Linked DNA regions of Homo sapiens: region 1 is linked to region 2. The links are chromatin loops, found by intact Hi-C in ENCODE. Cell type or tissue: heart right ventricle. All regions are shown on one strand. Links, peaks and the distances in the headings refer to the core of each region. The heading gives the core; the rest is flanking DNA. Region 1 has its middle 65 kb from the start of PARP1. Region 2 holds the start of LOC105373115 (a long non-coding RNA gene).

Evidence for each region. Peaks named below come from ENCODE experiments on the same cell type or tissue, not always from the same donor. Only the 100,000 strongest peaks of a DNase experiment are listed, where the experiment ranks them.
Region 1: a loop joins it to region 2, with 5 times the contacts of the local background. A loop is called at or near these places in 3 of 110 quality-filtered maps.

Annotation. Positions count from the first base shown.
Region 1 is chr1:226,465,077-226,481,226 of GRCh38, forward strand. No RefSeq gene overlaps it. Among named protein-coding and RNA genes, the nearest start is that of PARP1, 65 kb to the left of the region's middle. In heart right ventricle, for the core only: no CTCF peak of the experiment used is centred there; no DNase peak of the experiment used is centred there.
Region 2 is chr1:226,511,197-226,527,346 of GRCh38, forward strand. It overlaps LOC105373115 (a long non-coding RNA gene), which reads right to left and starts at 9,604. Exons shown (of 3, transcript XR_949221.2): 1 at 8,917-9,604; 2 at 5,665-5,895; 3 at 4,948-5,277. RefSeq lists enhancers at 9,065-9,759, 9,760-10,452. In heart right ventricle, for the core only: a CTCF peak has its summit at 8,992; no DNase peak of the experiment used is centred there; H3K27ac peaks cover 742 bases; H3K27me3 peaks cover 659 bases.

The sequences.
Region 1 (16,150 bases), core at 2,656-10,655, 48 kb before region 2:
GTCTGCGGCTTCATTCTTGAAGTCAGTGAGACCAAGAACCCACCAATTTCGGATACATAACCTCAGACCAATATCAAATTAATACCCTATCCAAGCATCCCTTCCTTAACACTAACCCTACCGCAATCTCATACCAACCCTAAACTCTTCTTCTTTTTTTTTTTTTTTGACGGGAGTTTTGCTCCTGTTGCCAAGGCTGGAGTGCAATGGTGTGATCTCAGCTCACCACAACTTCCACCTCCTGGGTTCAGGTGATGCTTCTGTCTCAGCCTCCTGAATAGCTGGGATTACAGGCATGCGCCACCATGCCTGGCTAATTTTGTATTTTTAGTAGAGATGGGATTTCTCCATGTTGGTCAGGCTGGTCTCGAACTCCCAACTTCAGGTGAGTCACCTGCCTCAGCCTCCCAAAGTGCTGGGCTTATAGGCATGAGCCACTGTGCCCAGCACACCAACCCTAATCTTAACCTGATGTTCATGCTGCCCCTGGGCCTGTAAAGATAACATCCGTGATGTGGTTTTGCGCACTCCTCCCCATTGTGCCAAGGCGAGGATCCTTCAATCCAATTGGTATCCTAACCTTAACCCTAACCATAACCCTAACCCCAACACTAACCCTAACATTAACTGTAACTGACTCCAATCCTAATCCTCACCCAGACTGTAGCCCAAATGCTGACCTTAACCTTGATACCAACCCGAACGTCTTAACTCCCCTTCAATACTAACCCCATCTCTAACCTCAATTTTAACCTTCTTATCCTTTTTTGAATCTTAACTCTAATTTCATTGCTAACTGTAACCCCTTCCCTAAATTTAACCCTAAATGCAATCACAACTCCAAATTCAGCCCAAATTCCAACACTGATCCTAATCTCCAAAAAGAGCCCATTCTCCCTCCCAAGTCAACTTTACCTCCGCAGATGGGGTGTCTAAAAGGGCCCAGCTGGGTAGTGGAGAGAGCATAGACCTTGGGCCTCATCCAGCCACCCTGCCTCGGCTCACTGGGGTTAACAACATTGGACATGCAGGAATCATATTGGAATGTTATCATCTCAGACTCGAGTCTGAGGCGTGAATTCTGGTGGGAATTGCTCTGTAAGATGGCAAAACCATGGAATGCCATTTCACCAATTTGGCCTTTCCATTGAGTTTAAATATAATTGCAGCAAATTGTGCTGATTTGTATTTCACAGGCTTGGATTTAGTGGCTTTTGAATTCATCATCTAAATGTGTGTAAATTATCCACTCTGGCCCAGAATCCAGCAATTTTTATAAGAGGACTGTAATTTTTGTAGGAGGGCTTTACGCCACCTCCTACTAGCACTGACTAGCTGGGCATGGGGCCAGCTGAAGATTCAAAGGAAGCATGAAAGAGCATTAGCGAAATTCATAGGAACAAGGAACACTTTTTAGAGAGCAGAAGAAAAGCAGTAGATGTTCTTGATTCTATACAATGCAACAAATGTTGCCGTGTGAGGCACTGGGATTGGCACTGCAGGAAATCAAACACAGGAAAGATTGTTATTAGGCATGGGGCGTGGGGAATGTGGGGAGGGGAAGCAAGACCCGCACAAACCATGTCTCACTCCCTCAGTTCTCTGCCTCAATGTTACAGTACAAGAAAGGCCATCTTGTGCACTTGATAAAAAATGACCACCGTGCTGCCTGAGTCATGGTCCCACAGGAAACAGAAAGTACGTTCCATAGGGATTTTGAAGAGCATTCAGGAAAAGGTGGAAGCAGGAAAAGGGAACTAACTAGGGACACTGAGGCTCCCAGGGACCAGCGTCATTGAGAAGCCATTCCCAATCCTGGGCTGGAGGGGTAGGAGAAGGGAATGGTGTATGTGCATCTAGTTGCAAGTGGATGATGGAAGAGGCTCTTCTGGATAGAGCTGTAATCCTCGAGGGATGCAGCCCTGCCTGAACTGAGGGTGGGAGGAAGTAAGGAAGACGCTCCTGGATCTCCCTCCCCTCTCACCAGTGGTGTATTGGAACTGGCCCATACCGGTTTATGAGGACTGATTGTATGCAGTGCATTCTAACTCCAGTGTCAAGATGGCAGTTTGGAATCTCTCATGGTGGGAGTATTTGCACCACAGAAATGGGCAAATACTACAAATCAGGACATATTTTTCCCTGGAGAGCTGGCTGATAAACATTGACTAGCGCACCACTGCCTCCAATTCACTCATCTCCTCGTCCTGCCTCTCATTGGCTGAATCCAACAAGAAGTCAGAGGGCAGGGGAGCTTGAGGGAAAGTCATTATGGGTCAGCACTTGGGGTCACAGAGCTCTGAGGGAGGAGAATGGATGGGAAGGAGGGGCAGCATGTGGAGAAAAACCAACACACCCCATTGACACTTTTTTATTTTCTTGCTCTGCTTTAATTTTTTTTTAGGAACTTATCACCTCCCGCCATATTGCAGAGTTAATTGTTTACCATCTGTCTTCCTCACTAGAGTGGAAGCTCCATGAGAGAAGGGATTTGTTTTCTTCTCTAAGGTGTCTCTGGCACTTGGAGCAGTGTCTGACAGCTAGCAGATGCTCAGTAACCTGTTGAATGGAAAACTACAAGGCAGAATTTGTTGAATGGCTTAAGCAAAATTGGAAGTGCTGGGTTATGTGGGGGAGAGATTCCCTGCAGTGTGGAGTGTGAGGTTCCCGTGGAACACCTAGAGAGAAATGTCTAGCAGACAGTTGGAAATGCAGAGATTGGGGCTGAAGATGCAAGCTTGAGCAGCTGATCGTGGAGGACGCCAGTCCTCCTAGATGAAGGGACTGTTGGAAGAGGAGACAAATGACAAGGATAGAGACTTCAAGAATTCCTATACCTAGGAGGGAGCAGGAGGAGAAGACCCAAGGCAGCAGACAGAGAAAAAGGAGAATGAGGATGAGATGCAGAAGTTAAGGAAGGAACATCTCAGGGAGAGGAGGTGAGTGATGCCAATGGGAATTGGCATTTAGTCAACACTCGGCTGTTTGTGCTGAATGAGGTTGAAATGAAGCTTGAGAAATGGCCACTAGACTGTACAATGACTTGTGGCTCACACCAGGGTCATTTCAGATGAGCTTGGGTGTGTTCACGGTGGTATGGCTGTAGACAGGGTCATTTCAATCAAGTGGGTTCAGAAGCACGAGTCGAGTGAGCTGAGGAGTGAATGGACTGCTTGCAAAAACATGATGCTGAGTGTGAGGAGCAGACAAGAAAGATCACATATTGTATGATTTTATTTACATGAAATTTCCAGAATACGCAAATCTAAAGAGACAGGAAGTAGAGGAGTGGTTGCCCAGAGCTGGGAGCGTGGGGTGGGAGGAAATGGGGAGTGACTGCTAATGGGCAAAGGGTTTCTTGTTGGGGTGATGAAAATGTTCTAAAATTGATTGCGGGATGGTTGTACAACTCGGTGAATATACTAAAAACCATCAAATTGTACACTTTAAATGGGTGAATTGCATGGTATATTAACCTCAATAAAGCTTTTATTTAAAAATTAATTATGAAGTACTTTGTATATATGAATATATACCCTGTATTTAGTCTTCTCTGAGCTACCATTGACTGTCAGAAGCATCATTATTTTATGTACCACAAAAAGAGATAACACTCTACCAAATAAACTAAGGCTATTTTTTTCTTATCATGTTGATGTGAGATGCATCCCAATTTCAGAGAGGTTAAATTTTAAAAATGTGTGCCTTAGAATCAATGAAATAAGGTGCATAGCATGTATGTGTGGTTGTGGAGGAGAAGGTGGGGTTGGATATAGGCAGTGAACTAAACAAATATCAAAGAATGAGCACCCAGGACACCAATAGAATGTGCAGCAGTACAGCTGTAGCCCTTTATGTGTCCTTCCCAGTTCTGTCCCTCCCCTCTGGTGGCCACCATTCTTGATTTTGTTTCCTTAAATGTGGCATAAGTATACATAAGAGAAAATTTGCCATTTTAACCATTTTTAATTGTATAGCTCAGTGGCATTAAGTCTATTCATATCGTTGTACAAGCATCACTCTCATCCATTTCCAGAACTTTTTTACCTTCCCAAACCAAAACTCTGGACCCATTAAATAGTAACTTCCCCTTCCTCCGGCCCCTGACAACCACCATTCTACTTTCTTTCTCTGATATGGTTTGAATGTTTTGTCCCCTCCAAATCTCATTTTGAAATGTGACCTCCAATGTTGGAGGTGGGGCCTGGTGGGGAGTGTTTTGGTCATGGAGGTGAATCCCTCATGAATAGCTTAGTGCTGTCCTATGAGTTCATGTGAGATCCAGTTGTTTAAAGAGGCTGGTACCTCCTTGCCCTCTGTCTTGCTCCTTCTCTGTTGCTGGTTCTCACTGTGTCATATGCAGGCTCCTCTTTTGCCTTCTACCATGATTGTAAGTTTTCTGAGGTCTCACCAGAAGCAGATGCCAGCATCATACTGCTTGTACAGCCTGCAGAACTGTGAGCCAAATAAACCTCTTTTCTTTATAAATTACCAAGTTTCAGGTATTTTTTAATAGCAACACGAAGTAATACAGTTTCTATGAATTTGACTATTCTAGATACCTCAGATAAGTGGAGTCATATAACACCTGTATTTGTCCTTCTGTGTCTGCCTTACTTCACTTAGTGTAATGTCTTCACCACGGTTTATCCATGTCGCAGTATGTGACAGAATGTCCTCCCTTTTTAAGGCTGAATAATATTCCATTGTATGTATAGACCACATTTTGTTTATCCATTCATATGGCGATGGACATCTGGGTTGCTTCTACCTTTTGCCTGCTATGACATTGGTGTAAAGCCAGGCATGGTGGCTCATGCCTGTAATCCCTGCACTTTGGGAGGCCAAGGTGGGTGGACCATTTGAGGTCAGGAGTTTGAAACCAGCTTGGCCAAGATGGTGGAACCCCATCTCTACTAAAAATACAAAAGTTAGCCAGATGTGATAATCCCAGCAGGCACCTGTAATTCCAGCTACTTGGGAGGCTAAGGCAGGAGGATTGCTTGAACCCAGGAGGCAGAGGTTGCAGTGAGCTGAGATCATGCCACTGCACTCTAGCCTGGGTGACAGAGCGAGACTCCATCTAAAAAAAAAAACAACAACAACCAAACAACAACAACAAACAAACAAAAAAAGACATTGGTATACAAATAACTGTTTAAGTTCCTGCTTTCAATTTTTAAAAATTATTGTTTTTTACAGAGACAGGGTATTGCCATGTTGACCAGGCTGGTCTCAAACTCCTGGTCTCCAGTGACCCTCCCACCTCAGCTTCCCAAAGACTACAGGTGTACACCACCATGCCAGGCTTCAAGTTTTTGTGTGTATATATTCAGAAGTGGAATTGCTGGAGCAAATGTAATTCTACGTTTAATATTTTAAGGAACTGCCATTCAGTTTTCCATATGGCTGCACTATCTTGCATTCCCACCAGCAATGCACGAGCGTTCCAATTCCTCCACATTCTCACCAACACTTTTATTTTCAATGAGTGTTCTTTAAAATACTACTCATCCTAATGGGTGTGACTGCCATCTTGATTTTGAATATACAGTTCCTTTGTTTTTCTTCATGGTTTTACTAAACGTATGTACCTCTAAATAATACATTGTTTAATTTCACAAGGTTTTGAACTTTATTCCAAGAAATCAATTCAACAAATATTCACAGAGCGTCTGCTGGGTGAAGGCAATGACAATGAATAGGATGGGTGAGCAAGGCCCTGCCCCATGGGGCTGGTGGCCTGGTGAGGACAGTGCTGTTCCTATAGGGAATTACAAGAAGGATGCAGTTCCAAAGGGGGTTTGCAGGAGAGAGTTGCTGGGGGTTTAACTTAGTTCATGGGGTCAGATAGGGCTTTGGAAGGAGTCACGTTAAGTTTGATGATAAATAATAGGAACTGAATAGAGAACAGCTGTGTGGAGGGGAGGCCGGATCAAGAGGTTTTTGTTTTTGGAAGAGGAAATCTGCCCACAAGAACAAGAGAAGGGGAGCGTGAACAAGCCCTTGTGTTGCCCAGGCCCAGAGGCGACAGGCAGGTGGAATGTAAGTCACTGACCACATGGCCGGCCGCCACCTTTCTGCAGGGCTCTTAGAGGGATTGGAGAGGTCGCCTCCCAGAGACACTGATTCTAAGGCCTCAAGGGACAAGCTCCCTGTGCTCATTCACCCCATAGCCTCACTCCCACAGGCCTATGCAGGAACATGGAAAAGCCAGATTCTGAATGAAGCAACTCTGTTCAAGTGGGCTGAGGGGCTGGGAGGAGGGAAGGGGAAGTGGGGTGCTGACAGCAGCAGAGTCTCTCACAACCACCCAAAGCACAATTGAGAACTGCTCCACCACCCCCTGCAATCTGCCACGGCGGTCACCTTCTGCCTGGTTCTATTGATAGGCCCAGGGCATGTGTTCTACTTCAGGATAAAAACAAATTGGAGATCATTAAAACATCCTCTGTGTGCTGTGAATGGGGAGCTGTGGGGTAGGAAGGGCTCATGCCTTGGGGTTCCTGCCCTTTTCCTTTAACCTTTTCTCTTCTATGACCAATGTGCTGGGAATCCCACAGGGAGTCCAAGGTTCAGGCCCTTTTCCACTGTGCTCCAGAGCCTGTGGGGTGGAGCTGGAAGGGAAGGGAAGGTCAAAGGTGTCTCGGTGTTGAGGAACCCAGGACACCTGGAATGGCCAGGACTTCTAAGGGAAAGCCGCACACCGCAGCATCACTTGGTGGAGCTGATTTTGCAGCCAGACTTAAGTTCAAATCCTAGCTCTTCCACCTCTCAACTGTGTGACCTCTGGAAAGTTACTTAACTTCTCTGAGTCTTTCTTGCCTCAACTATAAAGTGGAGATCACAGTCCTCTGCAGATCAATTTGAAAATGAAAAGAGGTAATATATGTAAAGTTGTTGGTATAGTGCCTGGCATGTAGGTTAGCACTTAATAAAAAATATTTATGTTCATATAATGGGATACCACTCAATAATAAGAAGGACTGAATTGCTGATACATGCAGCAATGTCGATGAATCTCAAAATAATTATGATGAGTGAAAGAAGCCAGACCAAGAAAGAATACAAACTGCCTGATTCCATTCATATGAAACTCTAGAAAATGCAAACAGCTCTAGTGACAGAAGGCAGATCAGTGGTTACCCGAGGATGGGAACACAGGCCTGGGGAGGATTACAAAGGGTCCTTGGGAAGCTCTTGGGGGTGACGGCTATGTTCATTATCTCGATTGTATTGATGGTTTCATGGTGCGTACATGTGTCAAAACTTATAAAATAGAAGACCTTAAATATGTGTGGTTTATTGTATGCAAATAATATCTCAATAAAAATTTTAAAATCAACTAAAATGTAATGATGAGGGTGATGATCTTATTGAGTTGTCCTTCCCCACCCCCACCCTCTCCACCCTCCGTACCCAGAGGATCACCATTCTCAAAAATCACAGAACTTCTCCTGAGTGGAGGGGCTGACATAGAAACATCAGCAGAACTCCTCCAGATTCCTAGCAGGGAAGAGATTTGGAGAGAAAGAGCCCCAGGGAAAGTTCTATGGGTTTCTGGGATGTGACCCCCTTTCACTGAGAACTACAGGCAGGAGGAGCCATGAGCAGGGGCTCCTGCACCTCTTGGGAGCTCACCCATCAGTTTATGGGCAAGAGGCTGTTGGGGGGATGCAAGTGGGGCACTTCTACCCTTTAACTCGGGGTCATGGACCCACAGATGACAGCTCTGGAAGCTCCCTGGGCCCCTTTAGAGCTGTGCTTCTCTTCTGTTGTTTGTGCTCTACATATTTGTTAGATAATAGTGGCCCACTATGGCCATGGTTCTAAGTCTGGGGCTGAACCTCAGAAAGTGGAGGATCATTGGTTCTCATCAGAAAAGGTGTGAAGTGGAAGGACGTGATTCAATTCAAGTGCCACACCCCCAACCTTTTTTTGAGAGTGTCTCACTCTGTTGCCCAGGCTAGCATGCAGTGGCATGATCATAGCTCACTGCATCCTCTATCTCCCCGACTTACATGATCCTCCCCGCTCAGCCTCCAGAGTAGCTGGGACTACAGGTGTACACCATGATGCCTGGCTAATTTTTTTGATTTTTAGTAGAGATGGGGTCTCCCTATGTTGCCCAGGCTGATCTTGAACTCCTGAGCTCAAGTAATCCTCTTGCCTCAGCCTCCCAAAGTGCTGGAATTATAGGCATGAGCCAACGTGCCCAACCAAGCCCATTTTTGCTCAGGGGAGACAGAGCCCCAAGGAAGCCAGGAGACTCTAAGTCTCATGGCCATCTCCTCCTGCTCCTCCCCTGTGTAGAGGCTGAGCTGCCCAATGTCAGGCACTGTGCTTGGACACTGGCTTCTCCCTGGCAGACATCTGCGTGGAGCTCCTCTCTCCCGGCTGCCTAGCTCGTGCTTGCCACTCTCCTTGCCAGGCTGGAAGGGCAGCCAGCCCATTGTCAGGTTCAAGGACTCAGGGACGCAATATCCCTGGGGTGCTTCCTGAGCCTGTGTGTGTTCAGAAGGGGTGGTGGGACACAAGGAGACCTGGAAGACTCTGCCATGGCCAAGTTCCTAATCCCTGCAGGTGGCGGGATCCTGGTCTTAGAACTATGCCAGGCCCCAGGCAGAGGGTGCAGACTGGTGAGAGGCCCGCAGGCTGATACAGACTGATTGGGTCTGGTCCACACATGTGTTTGTTTTTGTTCTAATTGCTTTAGCTGCTGCATTAATCAGGGTTCACCAGAGAAACAGAAGCACTGGAATAGGTAGATGGATGGATGAGAGAGGATTTGCTAGGTGAATTGACTCCTGCAATGGTGGAGGCTGAGTGCCACGCACCATAGGCCATCTGCAAGCTGGAGAATCAGAGAAGCTGGGAGTATGGCTCAATCCAAGTCAGAAGGCCCCAGAACCAAAGAAGCCAATGGTGTCACTCTCAGCCCAAGGCTGAAGGCCTGAGAGACCCTGGAAAGCTGCTGGGGTAAGTCCCAGAGTTCAGAGGCCAAGGACTGGGAGTTCTGATGTCCAAAGGCAGGAGGAAAAAGGCACGCCACTCTGGAAGAGAGAGAGAGCATTCACCCTTCTTCTGCCTTTTTGTTTCTTCCAGGTCCCCTGCTGATTGGGTGATGGCCACCCACGTTGAGGGAGGATCTTCCCTCTCAGTCCACCCACTCACACGCCAGTCTCCTCTGGAAGCACCCTTGCAGATACACCCAGAAACAGTGCTTCACCAGCCATCCAGGCATCCCTCAATCCAGGCAAGTTAACACCTAAAATTAACCATCACAGTTACTAATATGGGAAAATTGGAGGACTACTAATAAAACTCAGATTCTCAGCTTCTTTTGATGATTGGAAGATCTGACATCACTGTGCCCAGCTAGCTGAATGATAATAGTTGTCTGGGACAGAGTAACAGCTGCCCTGCTAATAGTAAGAATAATAAGGATGACAAGAGCTAACACAGAGCTCAGACAATGTGCCAGGCACGCTTCCCATGCAATTCACTTACCATGGCCTCCTAGGGCCCACTTCCCCTATTTAGGTCTCAGCCTGAGCCTGTAGGAGGCTCCAGGTGTTAACCCTTGCTCCAGAGGAGGAGGGAAACCCTGGAAGGGGAAGCCCTGGGCCCCAGTCAGCCTCCAGGCTGCTGCCCTGGGCTGAAAGAGCAGATCTTCTTAACGCTGTGCCAGCCACTTTTCAGATTCATTTTAATCTTCTCACTTCTGCCACTTGGCAGCTGCCATCATACTTTACTCCCTGCCTGCTACCACTGCTTCTTGTCACTTCCAAACACCATCAGCCTTTTGATCTGGCTTTCAGGAGGGCAGAGGAGCTCCTTGATTGGGGCCAGACCCATTCACCACATGTGACGGCTTAGGCAGGACTTCGGGAGTGAGCTTGCTGGACTCATGTTGGTTTATTACTTAGGGACCTTGGGAGGCAAATCCTTGATGAAATCTCATGCGGGGATGTAGCCTTGATTTTAGCAAGGCATTTGATGAAATGTCTCAAGTCCTACAGCCAAGCTGAATAAATGTGAGCCAGCTGGTAGCAGGATTTAAGTGGATTTTTAACTAGTAGAAAAACTGCACCCAGACAGATGAGATGATTGGATGCATGTCAGTGTGGCTCACTGGAAAGAAAACAGAAAATATGTTTGCCACGTGTTTAGAGGACAAGCCTTGAAACACCGAGGTGGAGAGTCTCCATCCAGAGACAGCAAAACCCCTTTGAAATACCAGCTCTGCCACACACTGGCTGTGTGGTTGCGGGCAGACTTCCTCTGCCTCCCGGGGGTTGGTTTCCTCATCTATTCAATAAGGATAATAGCAATACGATCTCCAAGGGGTGCTGTGAGGATTAAATGGTTTAATGCCCAGGGGACCTTCAGAAAGTGTCACTGTGGTAGTGATCACGTTCACAATGACAGGTTGCTATGGAGAAACTGAGACAGAGAACTAGGCTCTGAGTCCTAATTTTTCCCCCAGTTAAGTTAGGTAGATATGTGCCTACCTCACTGTTGCAAACACTAAACTCTGTTGTCCACCTGGGACAAAGGTAAATGGGAAGGATACTCACAGGTCTTAGCCCCTGTTGGGCACACAGGGACATGACTGAAGCCCAGATGTCACTGGGTGAGAGGGAGAAAACAGATTGTAACTAAGAATAAAATGGAAGCTAGGAGAAAGGGGACAGAGAAAGATGAGTGAGAGCAAGGGAGAGAGACACAGAGGGGCCCCCTAACTTTGTCCGCTCATGGGGGAAGGTCTTACGGTTTGACAAACGATGACCTTGAGAGGGCTTGGCAGTGTCTCAGAAGGGATTGATGAGGTTCTACTTTTTTTTTTTTTACTTTTTAATTTTATTATTATTTTTTGAGATAGAGTCTTGCTCTGTCACCCAGGCTGGAGTGCAGTGGCATGAACATGGCCCACTGCAGCCTGGGACTCCCGCTTTCAAGTAATTCTCCCACCTCAGCCTCCTGAGTAGCTAGGACCACAGACACGCACCACTGCTAATTTTTTGTATTTTTAGTAGAGGCAGGGTTTCACTATGTCCAGGCTGGTCTCAAACTCCTGGCCTCAAGCGATCCACCTACCTCAGCCTCCCAAAGTTCTAGGATTATAGGCATGAGCCACCGCACCTGGCCCTGATGAGGTTCTAGGAGGGGTGGGTGACTGTGATAAGGTGGGTGCACAGCTGCCAGGGCTGCCTCTCACTCGGATCCACTGGAAAGTAGGACTTGAACACCGGATGAATTCCCAAATCCCCAAACTTGGAGGGTGCCTCTGCTGCTGAGCTGCCTGTTTTCTGAGGGGGCCAGCAGCCCATTTCTCTGCTGAGTGTCTGGGAGAACTGTGCTCATGTTTGAACTCATACATGAAGAAGGACAGGTGGACTATTTTGCCTGAAAAGAGAAGTGTTCTTTTTCTCAGAAGCCCCAACCTTCAAGCACCTGGCACATAGTAGACGCTGGTTAAATGTTGAGCAAAGGAAAGAATGAAGCCTAGAATGGAAGTAGGGGTGGCAGCTCAAAAGGGACTTGAAAGCCTGTTCTGATGGTGGTGAGGACAAGCGGGGTTCTCACGCAGCCAGCATCATCCCCTGCAGAGATCACAAAACCCTTTTTTATAGCTATCAAACTATGATGTTCACATGTTTTTTTTTTAAAATCACAGGGTCCTGAAAGGCTTAAAACGAAAGCAGTAGATCCTTGCACTTTCCTGTCCTACTTCCCAGAGATGACACTATTATGACTCCCCTCAAACATATTTATTGCTGCGTCATTTGTAACAGAAGAGGGTTGAAATGAACTAGATGTCCACAAAAAGGTCAATGAATGCTATGCAGCAGCAGAAAAACAATAAAGAATCTATGTACCGATGGAAAGTGATCTCACTATATATTACCTGCAAAAAGCAAGATGCAGACGAGTTTGCAAAGTGTGCTACCAGTCATGGGAAAAAGGGGGAGAAAGATATGTGTGTTGCCATTTGTATAGAGCACTCATGGGAGGCCCAGGCGGCAATGTCACACTTGAGCAACGAGCTGAAAGAGTGCAGAGTGACTCATGTCTATGGGCGTATGCATTATATACATTAAATCATTTTGTTAGATTATGAAAGAAACCCATCATATCTGTTGCCTCCCAGGCGAGAGAACTGGCTAGGAAACAAGGGTAGGAGGGACTCATTATACTCTTCTATGTATTTCGGATTACTTAATTATAAAAAATAAAAAGGTTAATAATCTCATTGTGGCCAATAGATTTTAGGGTGGCCCCAAAGATCCCCCTATCCTGGTGTTTACACTCCTTGGGTGAGGTCAGGATTTATATGGTAAAGGTGATGGAATAGTACTTCCCTGATGTTTTACACAACTCCATCTTAGCAGAAGCAGACTGGAGGCTCCCTGGGGTGAGGGCAGGAGGCAGCATGACAAAGTCAGTAGCCATGTTGGAGAAGCAAGGAACTGGGGGTGGCCTTCAGGGACTTTGGGTGGCCCGTAGGCCTGAGGGAGGCCTCTAGCCCACCGCCAGGAAAAAGCAGGTACCCTCAGTCAAGCAACTACTAAAAAATGAATTTTCAGCTGGACATGGTGGCACACACCTGTAGTCCCAGCTACTCGGGAGGCTGAGACAGGAGGATTGCTTGAGCCCAGGAGTTTGAATTCAGCTTGTGCATCATTGTGAGACACCATCTCTAAAAAATATTAGGTTGGTGCAAAAGTAATCGCATTTTTTGCCGTTATTATTTAATATTCAAAAAAAGAATTCTGCCAACAATCTGCTGAGCTTGGAATACGATTCTTCCTCAGCTGAGCTCCAGATCAGAAAGTGGCCAGGCTGATGCCTTGATTTCAGCTGGGGGAGGACCTGCGGAGGACCTCACTTGAGCTGTGCCCAGACTCCTGACCCACAGAAACTGTGAGACGCTAATTATGTGCTGTAAGTTGCTAAGTTTGTGGTGATTTGTTATGTAGTAATAGAAAACAGATACCCTCTTTGAGCTGTTTCTTCTGGTATTTACCTCTGTATTTCTAAATAATGTGTTTATATTGCTTTTCTTGATTTATCACGTTTAGAAATTATCTACTGCTGTCCTGTTATGGCAGAGAAGGGTGTGTTCTCTTCCCATCCCATTCCCTCTGCTACTGAGCAAAAGAGGCTAGCTGCCCGAGGTGCTAGAAACCAATGCTATGACACCAGGTTTTTTTTGTTTGTTTGTTTTGTTTTGTTTTGTTGTTTGAGATGGAGTCTCACTCTGTCACCCAGGCTGGAGTGCAGTGGCACGATCTTGGCTCACCACAACCTCCGCCACCTGGGTTCAAGCGATTCTCCTGCCTCAGCCTCCCAAGTAGCTGGGATTACAGGTGCCTGCCACCGGGCCCAGCTAAGTTTTGAGGTTTTAGTAGAGACGGGGTTTCACCATCTTGGCCAGGCTGGTCTTGAACTTGTGACCTCATGATCCACCCGCCTTGGCCTCCCAAAGTGCTGGGATTACAGGCGTGAGCCACTGCGCCCGGCCGACACCAGGTTTTTAAGAAAAGCTTCTTACAGCAAGTTGACTAACAAGGAGACAGGAGTCCAGCTCAAATCTGTCTCCCTATGCTGGCTCTAAGGCAGGAATTTTATTCAAAAAGGTGTATGGGTGGGTTCTGGGATTAGCAGTGATTTGATGGAAGGAAAGGGGAGGTCTAGAAAGGCATGCACGCTTTAGATAAGCCATCTCCCCTTTCCTCCATTCCACCAATCCCTACCTATGCAAGGAAGGGGGAGGTCCTTGGGTGTGCACAGTTATCTCTTCCTGCTACTTCGTGGATTGCATGTGTGAATTTGGGGAGCGTTGCTATGAAACATAGTGAATGTTCAGGCTGTGACATCAGCAAGCTCATTCTGTGCAAACTCCAGTTGGCCGTATTAGTGCCCATCAATTTCAGCCAGTTTTTTTTTTTTTTTCTTTTTTTTGAGATGGAGTCTCGCTCTGTCACCCAGGCTGGAGTGCAGTGGTGTGATCTCGGCTCACTGCAACCTCCACCTTCTGGGTTCACGCCATTCTCCTGCCTCAGCCTCCCGAGTAGCTGGGACTACAGGCGCCCACCACCACTCCTGGGTAATTTTTTATATTTTTAGTAGAGACGGGGTTTCACTGTGTTAGCCAGGATGGTCTTGATCTCCTGACCTCGTGATCCACCCGCCTCGGCCTCCCAAAGTGCTGGGATTACAGGCATGAGCCACTGCGCCCAGCCAATTTCAGCCAGTTTTTTTAATCTCACAAGTAGGGGGAGTTTCAGCGTCTCAGCAAGTTGTTTCTTTTTCTTACCTGCCATCCTGCAAACTCAAGAATTTCTGCTGGTCATTGGTTTCCTTAACTCTTTGGGCCTGGTTTCACCTCCTCCTACGCTCCCAGGATAGTGACTTTAATATCTTAATTAAATCAGTAGTCAGTGTTTAACTATTACAACAGTGTACATATTGTTTATGACAGAGCAATTCCTGTGCAGTGATTATATTTCCTTTCTTCCTTTGTTTGTCCTAGGATTAAGAATGGCCTCATCTAAAAGTTTATTTAGTGTTCTCTGAACCTTGCCTTATCTTTTCCCCAGTTGCTCCTGTAGCTTGGGCAAATGCCTGATGATCTTGTTTCTGCATGGCAAGACCTGTCGCTTCATGTACTGATCCCATATTCCCCCTGTGATCTTCCTCCTGCCCCAAACTGAGCAGCTTGCATTTGAGTTCTGAGCACAGCTGTCATCCGAGGTCTTGAATTCAATGCTCTGCTGAATCCCACCTCCTGTTTCCTGAGCCCCATCTCTTCTTTCTTGGTTTACAGCCTAGTTTTAGTGGTGTACAATCTCCAGCAGTTTCTTAAGACAGAGTGCATGGGAGGCTGGTCGATTTGTTGTGAGTCCCTGCACATCTGAAAAACATCTTTATTCTATCCTTGCACTTACTGATAGTGGCTGAATGTAGAATCTCAGGTTGAAAATAACGTTCCCTCCCTTTAGAATGTTGAAGGCATTGTTCCCTAGACTCCTGGCTTCTAGAAAAGCCAATGCCATTCTGATTCCTGGTTTTCTTCTTGTGCCCTATTTCAGCTCCCCAGAAGCTTTTTGGATCTTTTCTTCATCCTTGGTGTTCTGAAATTTCAAAATTGGTGTAGGTCTTTTTAAAATTTGTAGTGATGGGCCCAATTTCCAATCTGGAAATTCATTTCTGTTCTAGGACTATTTTATATACATATTTAAAAATTATTTCCTCCTGTGATGGCTAATTTTAGGTGTCAACTTGACTGGATTATGGAATACCTAGAAGTCTGGTAAGGTATTATTTTGGGGTGTGTCTGTGAGGGTGCTTCCAGAGATTAGCTTGGGAGTCTGAGTGGACGAAGTGGGAGATCTGCCCTTGATGTGGGTAGGCACCACTCAGTCTGCTGTGGGTCAGAGAGAACAAAAACAGACAGAAGGTGAGTGTGTGGAGCTGCCTTCTGGAGCTGGGATGCACTCTTCCTCTTCTGTCCTTGGACAACACTTCCAGGCTCCCTGGCCTTTGGACTCCAGGACTTAAACCAGCACCTCCACTCCCCCACCTCACCCTGGTTCTCAGGCCTTTGGCCTCAGGCTGAGAGTTGCACCATCAGCCTCCCTGGTTCTGAGGCCTTTGGACTTGGACTGAACCACGATACCAACATCCCAGGGTCTCCAGCTTGCGGATGGCCTGAGTGGGATTTCTCAGCCTCTGTAACTGCATGAGCCAATCCCTCTAATAAATCCCCTCTCCTGTCTCTCTCTCTCTCTCTCTCTTTATCCTATTGGGTATCTCTGGAGAATCCTAACTAATATACCTCTCATCTGTTTTCTTTTTCCTCCTTGTCTTTTAGTTCTCTTTTCTGGCAGATTTCCTTTTATTGAATGTTTATTTCAATGGTTATGATTTTTTAAATGTCCAAGAGTTCTTTCTTGTTCTCAGATTATTTCCTTTTCTGTAAAGGGCAAAGCTTTCTTTTATTTCTCTGAACAGTTCTCACTAGAGTTCCTTTTGAAATTTTCTTCTGGTCCTTGCACTGCTTCTGACATCCTTTGACACTCACCCCACTCCTGGCTTTGTTTGGATCTTTTTCATGTTGGAGTCCTTCCTCAAATATTTGTTG
Region 2 (16,150 bases), core at 4,846-12,845:
TGATGAAGTCAGGTCAAAGAGAACACAAAACAGCACCCAGAAAGTAAAGAGAGATCCTCAGGGGCAAAATAAAATCCAAGGGCGTAGGGTGGTTGGGGTAACAGGACAGAGCATCAATCAGCCAGGGTCTATCCAGGAAACCAGGGCCCATAAAAAAAACTTCCATAGAAAAAACTCATCCAGCTCATCAAACACGAAACAACCATGGGGACTGTGCATTCAGCCATCCCTGGGATGTGTGTATGGGGCCCATGGCTTGGCAGCGGCTTGGTGCAGCTCCCATCTCTGGGGTGGAGTGCTCCCAGTTAGCTGCTGACTGTTACTGGCTTCAACCCACATGCTCAGTTTGCCTGGCTCTCAGGGCTGCCCCCGTTTCCTCATGTTAACCTGGTCAATTACTGAATCCATTTCCTATTTTCAAGGAAATTGAAAGATGTGTGGCTCCCTCCCACTCCCTCTCTCTCTTCTCTCTCCTTGCCTTTCTTCTTCCCTCCCTTCTGTCTTTCCTTTCTTTCTTCCTTCCTTCTAGTAGGGAAGGAGGGTAAGGGGATGTATTAGGGTTCTCATGAGAAAGAGAACCAATAGAATGTGTGTGTGTGTGCATGTGTGTGTGCGTGTGTGTGTGTGTGTGTGTGTGTGTGTATTAAGAAACTGGCCTATATGATTATAGAAGCTGAGAAGCTCCAAGATCTGCAGGTGGCAATCTGGTGACCAAGGAGAGATGGTGCTATAGTTCCAGTCTGAGTCCAAGTCCAAAGGCAGGAAAAGATTGATGTCCCAGCTTGAAGATAGTCAGACAGAGAGCAAACTCTCCCTTGCTCACCTTTATGGTTCTATTCAGGCCTTAACTGGACTGGATCAAGCTCATCCACGTTGGGAGGGCATCTGTGTTACTCAGTCCACCAATTCAAATGATAATCAGAAACATCCTCACAGACACATTCAGAATAATGTTTAACCAAGTATCTGGGCACTCTGTGGCCCAGTCAAGTTGACACATAAAATTAATCATCACAGGTAGGACAAGAAGAGGCAGGAGAAAAAAAGCACTAACGCTTTCTCTTTAGGTAACCAGCCACCTTATCTTATGATCCCTCTGACTCAGGCCTCAGAAATTCCTTGGGTCTTGTAGAGAGTCACTGTGTTTAATTCAAAGGATTGCCTGATTTGGCTTTGCCAGCAAAAGGGACCTAACTGTCTTTCCATGATGGAGCCAGGAGGGTCCCTATCTGGTGATTAGGCAGCCTGTCTGGCTTAGGCCTGTGAAGCCAGGATGCTGTGCTGGGAGGGCACTGGGCGGAGGTGTTTTTCAGCTTCTAAACTCCACAGCTGGACTTCTCTCTGCCCTGAAGGGTTCTGGAGCTCACTACTCACCAGGGGAGAGTGGGGCTGGGGGCATGAGCAGAGCACACTGATGGAGGCAAGGCTCTGCTGCAGTGGGAAAGCTAGCCACAGGGCACTCCTGCAGAAAATGACAATGATGCCTGGTTCCTAACTGGTGCTTCCTGGCCTCCAAATGCTCTCACATTAGGTCGCCTGCCCAGAAGCAAAGCTAGAAAGTTCTGTTTAAATGATAACAATAGCTGCTTCACCCAGGAACTCATAACTAGTGATGCCTTTGATGTACAATTATTTTTTTCTGAGAAGCTCGGAGCCCCACATGCTGTGCACAAATCCATGCATCAGACACCAGCCAGCTCTTGGGTTTCTTAGGAGCCACTTCCCAGGTTATCAGGTGTTGTCAGAGATGTGCAGATGTGTTAGAAGCACCATTGTTGGTCAACTCTGAGGAATTACGGTGAACAGGAAAGGTGCTGGAGGATTGGAGCTGGGCAAACTTACTCAGATCTTTATAAAATGAACAAGACAGATTTTAACATCTACCTTCTGGTGAATATGTCAACCTATAAGAAATGCTACAAAAATTATTAATTTTAAAATATCGAGGTAAAAAGCAGTCTTTACTAGGTGCTATTGGTTGTTTTTTAAAAATGAGCTCTCAGGGATTTCTCTGCAAAGATAACATATTAAAACTGGATTACAGCATCTTCCATTCCCAAAATCGATACCATAACCAGACAATGGATTTATGAGAAAAAAATTTTAGGCCTATTTTACTCATAAATATTGATGCAAAAACACTAAATAAAATATTAGCAATTAAAATACCAACATGCATTAAAAATAATACACTATCTTTTTTTTTTTTTTTGGAATCTTTTTCTGTCACCCAGGCTGGAATGCAGTGGCATGATCTAGGCTCACTGCAACCTCCGCCTCCTGGGTTCCAGCGATTCTCCTGCCTCAGCCTCCTGAGTAGCTGGGACTATAGGCGCACACCACCATGCTGGGCTAATTTTTGTATTATTAGTAGAGACGGGTTTTGCCATGTTGGCCAGGCTGGTCTTGAACTCCTGACCTCAAGTGGTCTGCCTGCCTTGGCCTTCCAAAATGCTGGGATTACAGGCATGAGACCAGCCTGGCCAACATGGTGAAACACCATCTCTACTAATTATACAAAAACTAGCTGGGTGTGGTGGCTCATGCCTGTAATCCCAGCTACTTGGGAGGCTGAGGCAGGAGAATCGCTTGAGCCTGGGAGGCAGAGGTTGCAGTGAGCCAAGATCATGCCATTGCACTCCAGCGTGGGTGACAAGAGCGAGACTCCAAATCAAAAAACAAAAAACAAAAAAAACACCAAACTATATCTATATCTATCTCTTTATATCTATCTGTCTGTCTATCTATCATCTGTCTATCTATCTATCTATCCATCCAGATATGTTTAAGACTGAACAGCGAAAGGTTGCTTAAACAAGAGACAAAAAAATGACAATAATGTAAGAGATAAATACATTTGACTGTAATAAACTTAAGAACATGTGTTCTTCAAAAGCTACCTTAGGGAAAGCAAAAGTAAAGAAACTAATTACAAACTGAGAAGAGATAGTCAACAACAATAGATCAGTGTCAAGAATACATAAAAAAATTCCACAAACCAATAAAAAAATAACAACCCTATGGAAAAATGATCAAAAGACATAAATGGGCCAGGCATGGTGGCTCACGCCTGTAATCCCAGCACTTTGGGAGGCTGAAGCGGGTGGATCACTGGAGGTCAGGAGTTAAAGACCAGCCTGACCAAGATGTGTAACCCTGTCTCTACTACAAATACAAAATTAGCCAGGTGTGGTGGTGCATGCCTGTAATCCCAGCTACTTGGGAGGCTGAGGCAGAAGAATTGCTTGAAATCGGGAGGTGGAGGTTGCAGTGAGCCGAGATCATGCCACTGCACTTTAGCCTGGGCAACGAGAGCAAAACTCTGTCTCAAAAAAAAAAAAAAAAAAAAAAAAGAGAGAGAGAAACATGTATGGCCGATAAACACAAGAGAAGATTTTCAACGTGTTTAATGATCAGAGAAACACATTATAATCTCTAAAATTTGTTTTTACCTCTGTTAATTGGCAATTAAAAATCTGACAACGTGAAGCTTTAACAAGATTATAGAGCCACAGAACCTCTTGGCTGGGTGTGGTGGCTCACATCTGTAATCCCAGCACTTTGGGAGGCCGAGGTGGGAGGATCACGAGGTCAGGAGTTCGAGACCATCCTGGCCAACATGGTAAAACCCTGTCTCTGCTAAAAATACAAAAATTAGCTGGGTGTGGTGGTGTGTGCCTGTAATCCCAGCTACTCGGGAGGCTGAGGCAGGAGAATCGCTTGAACCCGGGAGGCGGAGATTGCAGTGAGCCAAGATGGCACCATTGCCTGGGCGACAGAGTAAGACTCTGTCTAAAAAAAAAAAACTAAAAAAACCCTCTTATACTCATAGGGATGTATGTTTGTGAAACACATTGGAAAATGGCTTGGCCTTCTCCCCTAAAATTGGACATCCACATACCCTATTACCCAGCAATTCCACCATTAGGTTTATATTCAAAAGAAACTCTCATGCACATAAAACAGGAGATTTGAATAAAAACACTCCTAGCAGCATTTTTCACATTAGCAAAACCTGAAAATAACTCAATGTCCATTAATGGAAAAGTGAATGGATAATTGTGGTCTATTTACACAGCGAAATATTATCCAGCAATAAAAATAAATGAACTCAACCATAAACAATAATATGAATAACTTTAACAATAATACTTGCTGGAAAAAAGTAAGTCTGAAAAACTTACATACAATATCATATCCTTTTTTTGGGGTGGGGGGTCTCACTCTGTTGCCCAGGCTGGAGTGCAATGGCATGATCATGGCTCACTGCAGCCTCAACTTTCCTGGGCTCTTGTGGTCCTCTTAACTCAGTCTCCTGAGTAGCTGGGACTACAGGCACTACACCATGTCTGGCATTTGTTTTTTTTTTTGTATTTTTTGTGGAGACGGGATTTTGCCATGTTACCGAGGCTGGTCTAAAACTCCTGGGCTCAAGCCCTCCACCCACCTCAGCCTCCCAAAGTGCTGAGATTACAGGCATGAGCCACCAAGCCTGGCCTCATTTCCTTTTTATAATTTCTAAAGTAACTCAAGTTTTATGAAAACACATCTTTTAGAAGCACACATAGACGCAATAGAACTTATTTTGAAAGGAGGGCACAGAGCTGATGGACAGAGGATTAAGAATGATTATCTTGGTCAGGTGGAGTCAAGAGGATGTGATGGGGCGGGACCATATGTCAAGGTTATTGTCAGGATCCTCGTTTTTGTTTGGATCTGGTGCATTCACAGGTGCTTATATTATTTAAAATAACTAAGTAAAAACAAGCCATTTATAGACCAATAGTGAGGGTGTGTCATAAACCAAGGACAATACTCAGTCCAGTTGTGTGTACTTGAGTTCCAATGGAAAGAACAAAAAGTAGAAATGGAAGCTGGACAAAAGTTAGATGAAATTGTAACATTTTTTTTCAATTGATGTCATTTCAGTTCATTTACCACGTCTGTTATATCTCAAAGCACTCTGCCAATCAGTAACAATGGACTGAAATTCTCCTGGAGGGAGATGTCAATAGTCACTTGGTAGGTTGACTTCTCAAACTTACAGATAGCCAAGCTGGAAGGGAGAATCTTGTGGTAGAAATAGTCTGGGTCAGGTTCTTCGTGCTTGGATGAATTAACTGTGTTGCTTCTACCCATGTGGTCGCTTGCTCAGGATCTAAAGTCCCTAGAGAGAGAGAGCACCCATATGTTCAAGCATGGTGCTCCTTTACTTTGGTACTACAGTGGCTAGAGGAAGAGCCTTGCTGGCAGAGTCTCCAGGAATCACTTCGGCATCTATAGTGAAAGCACAGATGGAGACATTTACTGTATTACCACGACGTCACACCATGGGAAAGGAGAAGAGATGTTAGGTGGCCGAAGCACCTAACATATAATTTAAACATTATAGTATTAGTGGTAATAACAACACCTACCCTTTATGAAGTGCCTACCATGGGTCAGTCTCTTCAAAGACATTACTCTCTATCTTGACTATAAGCAGTAAGAGGACAGGGCTTCTGTCTTGTTCTAGGCATCTGGATCAGAGCCTAGTACATTGCATGCACTTAGTTAATATTTCAGTTGAATGGCCACCCAGCCTCCCAGCAGTGTCGTGAGGCAGGTATTATTCTTGAGAGAGAGGAATAGTAAGCGTGTGCCCTTCCCATGACCATCACTCACCATGCTCCACTGATTCTGCTTCCTCAGTACCTCTCAGGTCTGGTCTCTGCAGCTTCTCCTCATTGCCCCTCCTATCGGGCCCTTCTCATGGTTTGCCTGGAATGTTGCATGATCTCTCGCTCAGCTTCCTGGGCCCTAGCTTCCACATTTACAATCTATTCCTTGCGTTGCCACCGGAGTTTCTTTTTAAAAACGTATGACTTGCTGCTTCTATGGAGTAGGGCAAGTTTCCTAAAAGGGATAGGAAAACATGCGAGGTGGTCCAACACTATGGTTCACGACAGAAGGAAAGAGTTCTGTAGTATCGTGTGCGTGCTGTGTGCATCCTATATGTGTATTCAGGGAGTCGTTATTGGGACCACAATTTAAGAAGGAGGTTAATTAAAACCCTACCATTTATTGATCGCATACTTTGAACCTGATCTTGCCTATACCATTTTATTGAATTCTCACAATAATTTTTTGAGGTAGGCAATTCTGGTTCCACTTTACAGATGAGTACACCAAGGCCCAGAAAGGTTAGGAAGGGACAAGGTCACACAGCTAGTGAATGGTGGTGTTAGAATCTCCCACTCCCATCCCACCCCTGAGCTTTCTGGCCCCCGAGTCTCCTACTTACAAATAACTGCATCTGGAAGAATGTGTTCATGGCACTGGAGGATGCAATAGAGGAAAAGGGCTGACTGGACCCAGAAAAGAAAGACAGGAATAGTTTCAAACAGTGAGTTCCTGGACCCTAGGAGATCCCCCCACCTTCCCTGTGGAGTCAGAGAAGCCGAGGAGACTGCTCCTTCCTTGCATGAGAAGTTGAGGGAATGACTTGTGATCCCCACCTACTTTTTTTTTTGAGACAAGGTCTCAGTCTATCACTCAGGCTGAAATGCAGTGGTGTGATCATAGCTCACTGCAGCCTTGAACTCCCGGGTCCAAGCAATCCTCCCACTTCGTCCTCCTGCGTAGCTGGGACTATAGGTGTGCAGCACCACACCAGGTTAATTTTTAATTTTAGTTTTGTTGAGATGGGGGTCTTACTATGGTGCCCAAACTGGTCTCAAACTCCTAGGCTTAAGCGATCCTCCCTCCTCAGCCTCCCACAATGCTGGGATTCCAGGCATAAGCCACCATTCCAAGCCTGACGTACAGTTTCATAACTCTTTCTTTTCCACCTCCTTCTTTGCCATTTGTTTCTGAGCCACTCAATTCCAGTTAGCACTTCCACTGAGGAAGGGCTGTGAGAAGGGAGAAGCAGTGGCTAGAAAAAACAAATTAAATTAATTAAGGTCAGTTAATGAATTTATCTCTGAGTAGAGGGACAGAGTGACGGAAATGACCATTGCTGGGAGTGGAAGCAGGTGGGTTCCAGTCCCAGCCCTGCTATGGGCTATGTGGTCTTAGGGGTGGCACTCATCCATGCACTTGTCACCTGTGGAATGTGGGGCTCAGGTCAGATACTCGGTCCTTCCCTGAATCTTCAGTGAGTTTGGGAGAAATGAGCATAGATACGTGTTACGGTTTCCCTACAAGAATGTTCATGCAGCTTTACTTCTAAGAGCAAAACATTTGGGGGGAAATAAGGGCTTATGTGTTTTTTTTAGTAAAAATGATTAAAACTTGCCTGTGGCTGGGACTTGGAATGGGGAGCGACTGCAAATGGGCCCAAGGGATCTTTTTGGGGTGATGGAAATGTTCTAAAACTGGATTGTGGTGATGATTGCACAACTCTGTAAATTTATTAAAAACCATTGGATGCTATGTAAATTATATCTCAATAAAGCAGTTAAGATGATTATAAATGCGGGAGAAAAAGATCCCATATCATGGTGGTTGCCTTACAGATACCTCACTTTGTGGAAGGCATTCTGGAGGAGGCGATGATGAGCAAACTACACTCCTGTGTTTCTACAGAGCTGTTAAATTAGCCCAGTGTGGAGAGGGGCATGAATACAAATTGCTCTATCGCATGAAAGCATGTGGTTAAATGGTACCAAAGAAAGAAAAATCAGAATCAGGAGGAGGAATTTAGGAGAGCTTGATGAGATCCAAACGAAGATGAAAATCGAGGCAGAATCTGTGAGTGGCTAAAGACAGAAAAAGGAAGGCTGTGCGGCCCATGAGCAGTTCCACTGAACATTGGAAAAGGGCGGTGGGGGGACCAGATACTGCACCCAGGCACCTAGTGACCAGTTGGTCCAGGATGGGCCCAGAGTGGCTGTGGAGAGAGGAGTCTGCTGGCAACCACAGTCATTCAGCCATGTAGTTGTGGTGTGTGCCTGCAAGGCTGGGCTTTGGAACTGGGGAGGACATGGCTATCAGCTAGGAAGTGGCAAAACCAGAATCTGGGATCCAGAAGAATAACTCTGGTGCTTGGCCCTCAACCACAAAGCCACACTGGCCCTCAACAACAATGCCACATTGCCTGCCTTACTGAAAAGGAGACTGAAGCTCAGAGGGGCTGAGTGAGTTGCTCAAGGTCACACAGCAGGAAGTAGTAGGGCTGAGAATTAAATTCAGGTCTCCTGGTGCCAAAGCTGAAGCAGATCCCACCAGTCTTGCCTCTCCACTGCTAAGGAGGACACAAGGACACAGCTAGTCCTGCTTTCATCCTCCTGGGACTCTGCCTGCCTGGGGAGGGGCCGAGGTACAGAGGGAGGGCTGGGTTGAGGCTATTCTTTCAGCTGCAGTCATGTGGTTGGGGAGAGCCATATTGAGAAGGACTCAACATAGCTCTCTATAAAGAGGAGCCTTGGAGCTCCCCTAAGTTCTCCTTTTGGGGTGCTTGTCATTTGTCCTGGCAGGAAATGGCTTGACTAGATGCCTGCTCAGCATCTGAAAAGGCTGACAGCTGTGCACAAGGAGACAGCACTTTGCCATGTTCACCCAAGGAGAAGGGAAGGGCAAAGTCTTTCAACTCAACCCCTTCACAGTGTGCCTTTCTGCCTTACGATTTGCTTTAAGAGCTCTCATTATTTTATTTAATGCAATAACACACACTGAATTCTTACTAGAACCAGCATTCAATCACGGCTCAATGTCCAAATTTATCCCTGAGCTGGCAAGACTCCCAAGCCAGGTGTACGTGCGTCCCATGCAATGCTTGACTCTCTCTGGAGTGATCTTGAGAGGTAAGCCAGGGACAGTGCGGGAGGAAGGAAGGGGACACAGTGTGTCCTGGGTATTATCATCTGCTGCATTATGAGGAGACCTGGACTGAGAGAAGGGAATCCATTCCTCAGAGGCTGGAACGTGGCTTACCTTCTTTCCACTCCTGCCGTAACCACTTCAGTCCCAGGACAGCAGTGTCTGCAGGAACCGCTGTCCTACCACAGGGGGAGTCCCTGTGCCTCTGTAATTCCTGTGACTCCTGCCTTGGCTCCTGGTCTGCTGTCCATTCCCAGGGCACATGCTGGACCCTGTGTTTGTTCCCAGAGCAGCTCCTCTTCTGAAATCTTCACTTCCAATGCTTCACTTTCTGACCACAGTCCCACAATATGCCTTCATAGCTGAGCCCTGCTGGAGAAAAATCAAGTGGCCTGTAGATTGGCCTGGGGCCCAGCCTCAGCGGGGCATTTGGTGTCACTCAGCAACCACTTGACCTGGTCCTCTGAATGATTCCCCTTAATAACCGTCCACACCGTCACCATTTTCTTCAAGCTCTTCGCCCCAATGTTGCCCCCTCTGTCACCTACTTTAGTGAGCAAATTGCTGTGCGTTGGGTGCCCCATGTACTTGCCACATGGGTTTATAATGATTTATTTATGTATTTGTTTCCCCAACTCGACTGCATCCTTCTTTGGGTCAGGATCTGTCTCCTATTCATCTTCCTTTCCCTGTTGCCTGATCCAGCACCTGCAACCTCCTGTGGCTTAATCACTGTTGCCAAGTGAATAAGAATAGATCAAGGGGTCAAGGCAAAGGCTCATAGCGGAGGCTGGCTCAGGGAGATGACCCACACACTTGTTCCTGTGAGCTAGGAGGAGCTCAAAGGGCCTCCAGGGACCTCTATGCTGCTCAGCTGGCATTGAAATAAGAGAAGACCAGTAACTGCTCTCTGCATTCTAAAATCCTATGTTGGGAGATGAAACGCAAAATCTGAGGTCATTCAGTCCTTTACAGTGCGGTTTCCATGGCAACTGTGGCCAAGGCCTGGGTAGGGGCAGCTGTGCCTCCTGAGGCCAGGCCCAAGTCCCACCTGTGTGTAGAAGAAGGGCACCCTCGTCCTTTCTGCATCGGGCAGGTGTACATGGGTTTCCAAGTCTTTTCTCTCCCGATTCACACACCCCGAGCAGCAGTGGAGCCATGAACTTCCTGCAGAGTTGAGAGCTTGGGAAAGCGGGGCAGGACAGACTAACCCTGAAGGACTGAGCTGCACCCACACACCCTGGACTCCTCAGCCCACCCACAGGTGCCACCATCCAAAGTCACTTGACCTGGGTGGACTGGGAATAATTCCGCCTCTTTCTTCTGGGAGTGGGGGTTTGAGGGAGTTGTGTGAAGACAATTTTTGTGTGTTTCTCACCACTCTCCTGCCCCTCTGCGATATCACTGGGCTTTATGACCAAGAACTTGCTCTTCTGGGTCTCAGTTTCCTCATCTGCACAATGAAAGGGCCACACTCAATGTTAGCAGGTCCTGGCCAGGTGTGGTGGCTCACGCCTGTAATCCTAGCACTTTGGGAGGCTGAAGGGGGCAGATCACCTGAAGTCAGGAGTTCGAGAGCAGCCTGGCCAACATGGTGAAACCCTGTCTCTACTAAAAATACAAAAATTAGCTGGGTGTGGTGGCATGCACCTGTAGTCCCAGGTACTTGGGAGGTTGAGGCAGGAGAATCGCTTGAACCCGGGAGGAGGAGGTTGCAGTGAGCCGAGATCGTGCCACCACACTGCAGCCTGGGCAACAGAGCGAGACCCTGTCTCAAAAAAAAAAAAAAAAAAAAAAGAAAGGGAAAGAAAAAAGGAAAACAAAAATAGCAGGTCTTAAATACACTGCGTTTCTGTGTCTGCCAGCTCCTACCACCTTCTCTTCATACCCCCTCTTCACTTCCCTCTCTCCTCCTCTGTCTCTCCACCCCCTTCCTCCTCATCTCCCTCCTCATCCTCCTCCATATCTCCTCCCCATCCTCCTTACTTGTCTTCACCTGGTTCCTGGTGACCCAGACCCCGTCGCTCTGCCTGATGGCCTCTTGGTTTCTCTGGAGCAAGGTCCTGGGAGCCTCCTTGACTTTCTCCTGGGCCTTTGAACCCTGCCCTAGTCCATCCCTGAATAGAGATGGGAGTAGGGAGAGAAAGTGGCAGACCAGGCTGCTATGTGGCATGCTTGCCCCCACATTATGGAGCGGAGATCTCTGGGTCTGTTCTCCAGGTGCTCCCTGCACCCAGCCCAGCTCAGCCATGCCTCTTTCTCTTGCCTTCTGGGACTCATCTACTAGGCCTTTTCCTTATCATTTCCATAACAAGCTCTTTGCCTCTGCTTCCTCCTCAAGCTAACTTTCCTTCTCCCACCTTTCTGTCCTGGCTCTCCCTCCCAGCAGTCTAGCTCCACCTTTCACTCCTTAAGACTGCGATTTGGTGGACAACCCACAACTGCCCTGAACTGAGTCCTTTGAAGGAGATTTGAAGTCTACAAACTGCCAAACTCAATCACTTGACTCAGTTCTCATCCTTCCCATGGGGGTGGCATCTTGTTTTCATCACGGAACACTGTGTCACATAGTTCACTGAATGCTGGGAAAGTGCCCAAATGCTTTGTGGGGCCAGGCACGGTGGCTCACATCTGTCATCCCAGCACTTTGGGAGGCCAAGGCAGGTAGATCACCTGATGTCAGGGGTTTGAGACCAGCCTGGCCAACATGGTGAAACACTATTTCTACTAAAAATACAAAAATTAGCTGGGCGTGATGGTTCATGTCTATAATCCCAGCTACTTGGGAGGCTGAGGCAGGAGAATTGCTTGGACCTGGGTGGCGGAGGTTGCAGTGAGCTGAGATCATGCCACTGCACTCCAGCCTGGGTGACAGAGCTAGACTCTGTCTCAAAAAAAAAAAAAAATGATTTCTGGGATATTCTTGTTGCTATTCCATCCCAGGCTCATCCCATTCTTTTCTGCCTGTGGTTTTCACCAGGGCATTTTCTCTGGAGAACCGTGTCCTAGGAAACCCTGCTGGCTCAAGCCCACGTAGACCCTCCCGTGGACCACCAAGGCTCAGAGCAAGGACTTCTCATTCCCTTGTGCATCATTAAAAAGCACTGCTTTTCCTGCTACAGTCATTACAGGCTGAACTCTTCTAATTTTTTTTTAACATCTTGAGATATATTTACATGGGCCAGAGTAGTTTCTTTTTGTCTTTATCTCTTGCTTGATCTTTTACTTCTATATATGTTAGTTATCAAAACAATGAATTAATTCATTAGTATGAATTGATAGCCTCAACTGATAGCCAGTTAGGTTCTTTTAAAAAAAGTATCATTATAGACTCATGGATTTATATATATTTGACCTATTTCAATACACTGCTGTTACTGTCCTTATTGGTACTCACATTTTCACATCTCTGGCCAGCGGGAGCCTCTTCACCCTGGCTCCTGAGACCATTTTACGACTCTATCAAATCAAATTTGTCTTTGACTGTTTCCTCTCTATCTTCTGTGACAAGCTGCTCCAGGCTATATGATTTTCAGGGGCTCTGCTGCCAGTGATGGTTGGATGGTTGGATGACGAGTATTTTTTAAAGTTCCTTACATTATCCCTTTCCCCAGGGCAGGGAGAAAGTGTGGAAAGGTGGGAGGCAAATCTCTTCTGTGTTTCAGGCTTACCCAGGAGGATTGAGCTGGATTCCTTTCGACTGGGGAAAATGACAAGGCTCCCACCCAAAAGGGGGGCAAAGAGGGGTTTCCCCAGCAAAGGTGAAGGGTTAGGTTTGGGAGTTTCCAAGGGTGGCAGGGAACAAGCCATGTTTCCTTGTGGAATCTGGGAGCCGCCAGACCTCTGCTGGGGTGGCCTGCGGATGCAGGAGGAGGCTACTCTCAGCGAGCTGTGGACCTGGGCTCCTCAAGGGGATCCCTATTCTCACGGTTATCTGGGCTGCCCGTGGACCATCCCAGTCTTGGCAACAGGCAACTTAGAAACAATTCCATGATGGAAGGCTGGAGGCCTTTCCTGGTTTTCTACAAGTTCAGCTCTCTAATCTTGCACAGCCCTTGGGAGAGGGAAGCTGACTTTGATATCACGCTGGAAAATGGGACCCAGAGAAGGTTTAATTTAGTTTAAGCGAAGTCATGAGGCAGTTCTCATATCCAAGGACAGTTGTCTGTGGCCATGTCCCCAATTTTGAGACACACCCTTTAACTTAGGACATTTTGTTCCCTAGTCCTAGGTCTCTGGGGAACAGGAGGCTGTCCTTTCTCCAGATGTGGAGGATAGGGAGAGAAGAATCTGCTGTTTAAAGCCCTTCATAAATGCTAGCAATTATGATTTCCCTCTATGCCCCATTGCCCAAGAACTCCAGGCTCACCTCTGCTTCCCTTTCTTGTCCCACTCACCACCCCCTCCTCTGTCACACAGTTTATTGAGCTCCATCCACTCGGAACCATTTGCAGACTGAGGAATATGTCATGTGCTCTCTTACCTCTGGGCCTTGGCACATGCAGGTATATCAGTTAGGATTAGGTTCAGCTGCAAATTACAACAACAACAAAACAAACAAGTAGTTTAAATCTGACATTTATTTATTTGGCATGTGAAAGAAGCCAGAAGGGTGGCTCTCCAGGGCTGATATAGCAGCTTCACAGTTGTCAGGATGCAAGCTCTTCTTAACTTTCTGCTCTACCATACTTTATAGTTGGTTTCTATCTCAAGTTTGCTTTATGACACAAAATAGCTGCTGGCACTCCAGCCATCAAGTCCACATTCCAGGCAGAAAAATAGAGGAACTTGGTTGTGTCTCCTAGTTGAGTCAGAACTCCTTCCAAGAAACCCTGTAAACTTGTATTTATATCCCATTATTCATTGCTAGCTACAAGGGAGTCTGGGAAATGTAGCCCTTTAGCTAGAAATATTGCCTAGCAGGATAAAATGATGTTCTAATCATCAGGAAAAAGAGATAGATAGATATTGGGTAGAAGCTAGTAATCTCTGCAATCAATGAATGTCCCTTCTCTTTGTTCAACTTGCTCTATTGACCCTTTTGCTCTCAGCCTAGATAGAGCTTCTTTTAGGAGACAGGCCTCTTGTAGGTACTTTCCTTGTCCCAGACTTCCTCCTTATCACACTGTATTGCTCCTGCTGCTCCACCTGTCAGTCTCCTCCCTTGAACATGAGTGCCTGGAAGGCAGGGACTGTAGGTGCTCAATAAAGGCTTATGGAGTGAATGCTGGGAGAAGGCTGGGGCAGCCTCATCCAGGAGCATGTCACACTATTTCTCCCTGTGCAGAATGCTATTATAAACTCCAATTGATCTTGCTATGTTTTCATTTCTATGTCATTACCACAAATATGTACCCAAACCTTGTTTTTGAAAGAAAAAACATCTCTTCCCCAAACCACCTGGGATGGCCCATGATTTGTACCTTCACAGCTTTGGAGAATGGAATATAAAAAACAGCATAGCGTCCAAACGGATCTGGACGTGGTCTGTAGGGCAATAAAATAAAAAGTAATTTATAAGTGGCAAGAAATTTGAACTGAAGCATAATTTTATTTTGTGAGGAAAGCCAAGCTGTTCCATATAATTTGTCATTCAAACGGGGCTCTCTGACTTGCTCAAGCCAAAGGCTCCTAACTCCTTCCCATCTCCGACTGACTCCTTCTGATTTAATTCTAAGTGGCCGAGCTCCCGGTATCTCCAGTAAAGATGTTTGCTATCTCTTGGCTTAGGCAGGTTGTCTATACTCTTTGTAAATGGCTGATCTGAGATGAAAAATTTTGGCCGTATTATCCTAGAAATGTGCTCCTAGAAAAACTCTATCAGTAGTTTTCAATTCTCTATCACTGTTTACCAACCCATTCCAAAATTTAGTTGCTTAAAACAACAATTTATTATTTCTCAAGATCCTGTGGTTTGGCTGAGCTTAGCAGCGCAGCCCTTCTGTTCCTTGTGTATTGCTTAGGTCACTCCTGTGGTTGCCTTCAGCTGGGAGCTTGCCTGTGATTGGAACATCCAAAATGGCCTCTCCTCATACCCCATTTTCCATGGTGTGATTATTCCACATTGCATGCCGGTATCAAAACATCTCATGTACCCCATAGATATACACACCTACTATGTACCCACAAACATTAAACATAAAAAAATAAGGAAAAAATGGACTACCCTTTTCCAGGGCCTCTCTCCACATGGCCTTGCACCATTCAGTAGCCAAACTTGAGCTTCCTTCAGCAATGGCAGCTGGCTTCCAAGGAGGAACTTCCTAAGGGGGCAAGCCCAAATTTGCAAGTGCTTCCAAGGCTTCATGCCTGCTAATATCCCATTGGCCAAAGCAAGTCATGAGGATGATCCAAGAGTCAATGAGAGAGGGGAATACACAGTCCACAAATACTAAGTGACATGTTTCCTTGACCACCAATATAATAATCTACACAAGTGCCCTCTAAGGAGAATGGAACAGGAGAGGAGAAGACTAGCCTGGGGTGAGCTGCATTCCTTTTAGTATAAGTTCCACGACTTCATGACTTATTCTTTGAGCTCCAGAGGCAGAGCCAGTGGATGAGGGCTGCAAGGTAGCAGGTTTGGATTTTAATAGGAGCTGCCTAACAGTGAGACACCTGCTTTGTGAGACAGTGAGCCACCCATTGTGGGGAGTATTCAGAGAGAATCTAGATTGCCTCTTGGTGGGAATGTGTAAGGAATTCTTGCCCGAGCTAAGAGCTGGACTAAATAATGGATAAGCTTTCTTTTAACTCGGAGTCTATTTAAAGCTCTCCTAGGCAGGCCAAGAACATTTGTCTCACAGATAACAAATTCATGTCAAGCCACTTGCAAGGTGGGGCGAAGAACGTAGTCCTCCAGGTGGAGAAGATCCCAGCTGTGGAAGGGACTCTGTCTGCGGATTGGGAACATTCTTTGTGCTCTCGTTGATTGACAGCTGCACTGGGGTTGAGAGGGCGGGACTTCCTGGCCCAACCAGCCGTGAGGGAAACAAACAGGAAAAGGTGACTGGGTCCTGGTCAGCACCGTCCAAACACGCTTCCCACAAGTACTTCAGCTCCACACAGCCCTTCAGGGGCTGCCAGGGAAAGAGGAGGCAGGGGCGGGGGAGGGTAAGGGAGGCTGTCTGGGGAGAAGCCACTGACCTTGCACTCCATCAGAGCAGCTCCACTTTCGTTCTTGCAGACTGAGTTTTCTTGTGAGATTTTTGTTTAAGGAAAAGCTTCCAGGGCTAAAATTGAAAGCTTTAAAACTACTCAGAGCGATTTTATCCATGAGAGACATTAAGTCAGCCGAAGTGCCCTGCTGCAGGGGGGACCCTGCGTAGCGGTGGAGGACGGGGGTAGG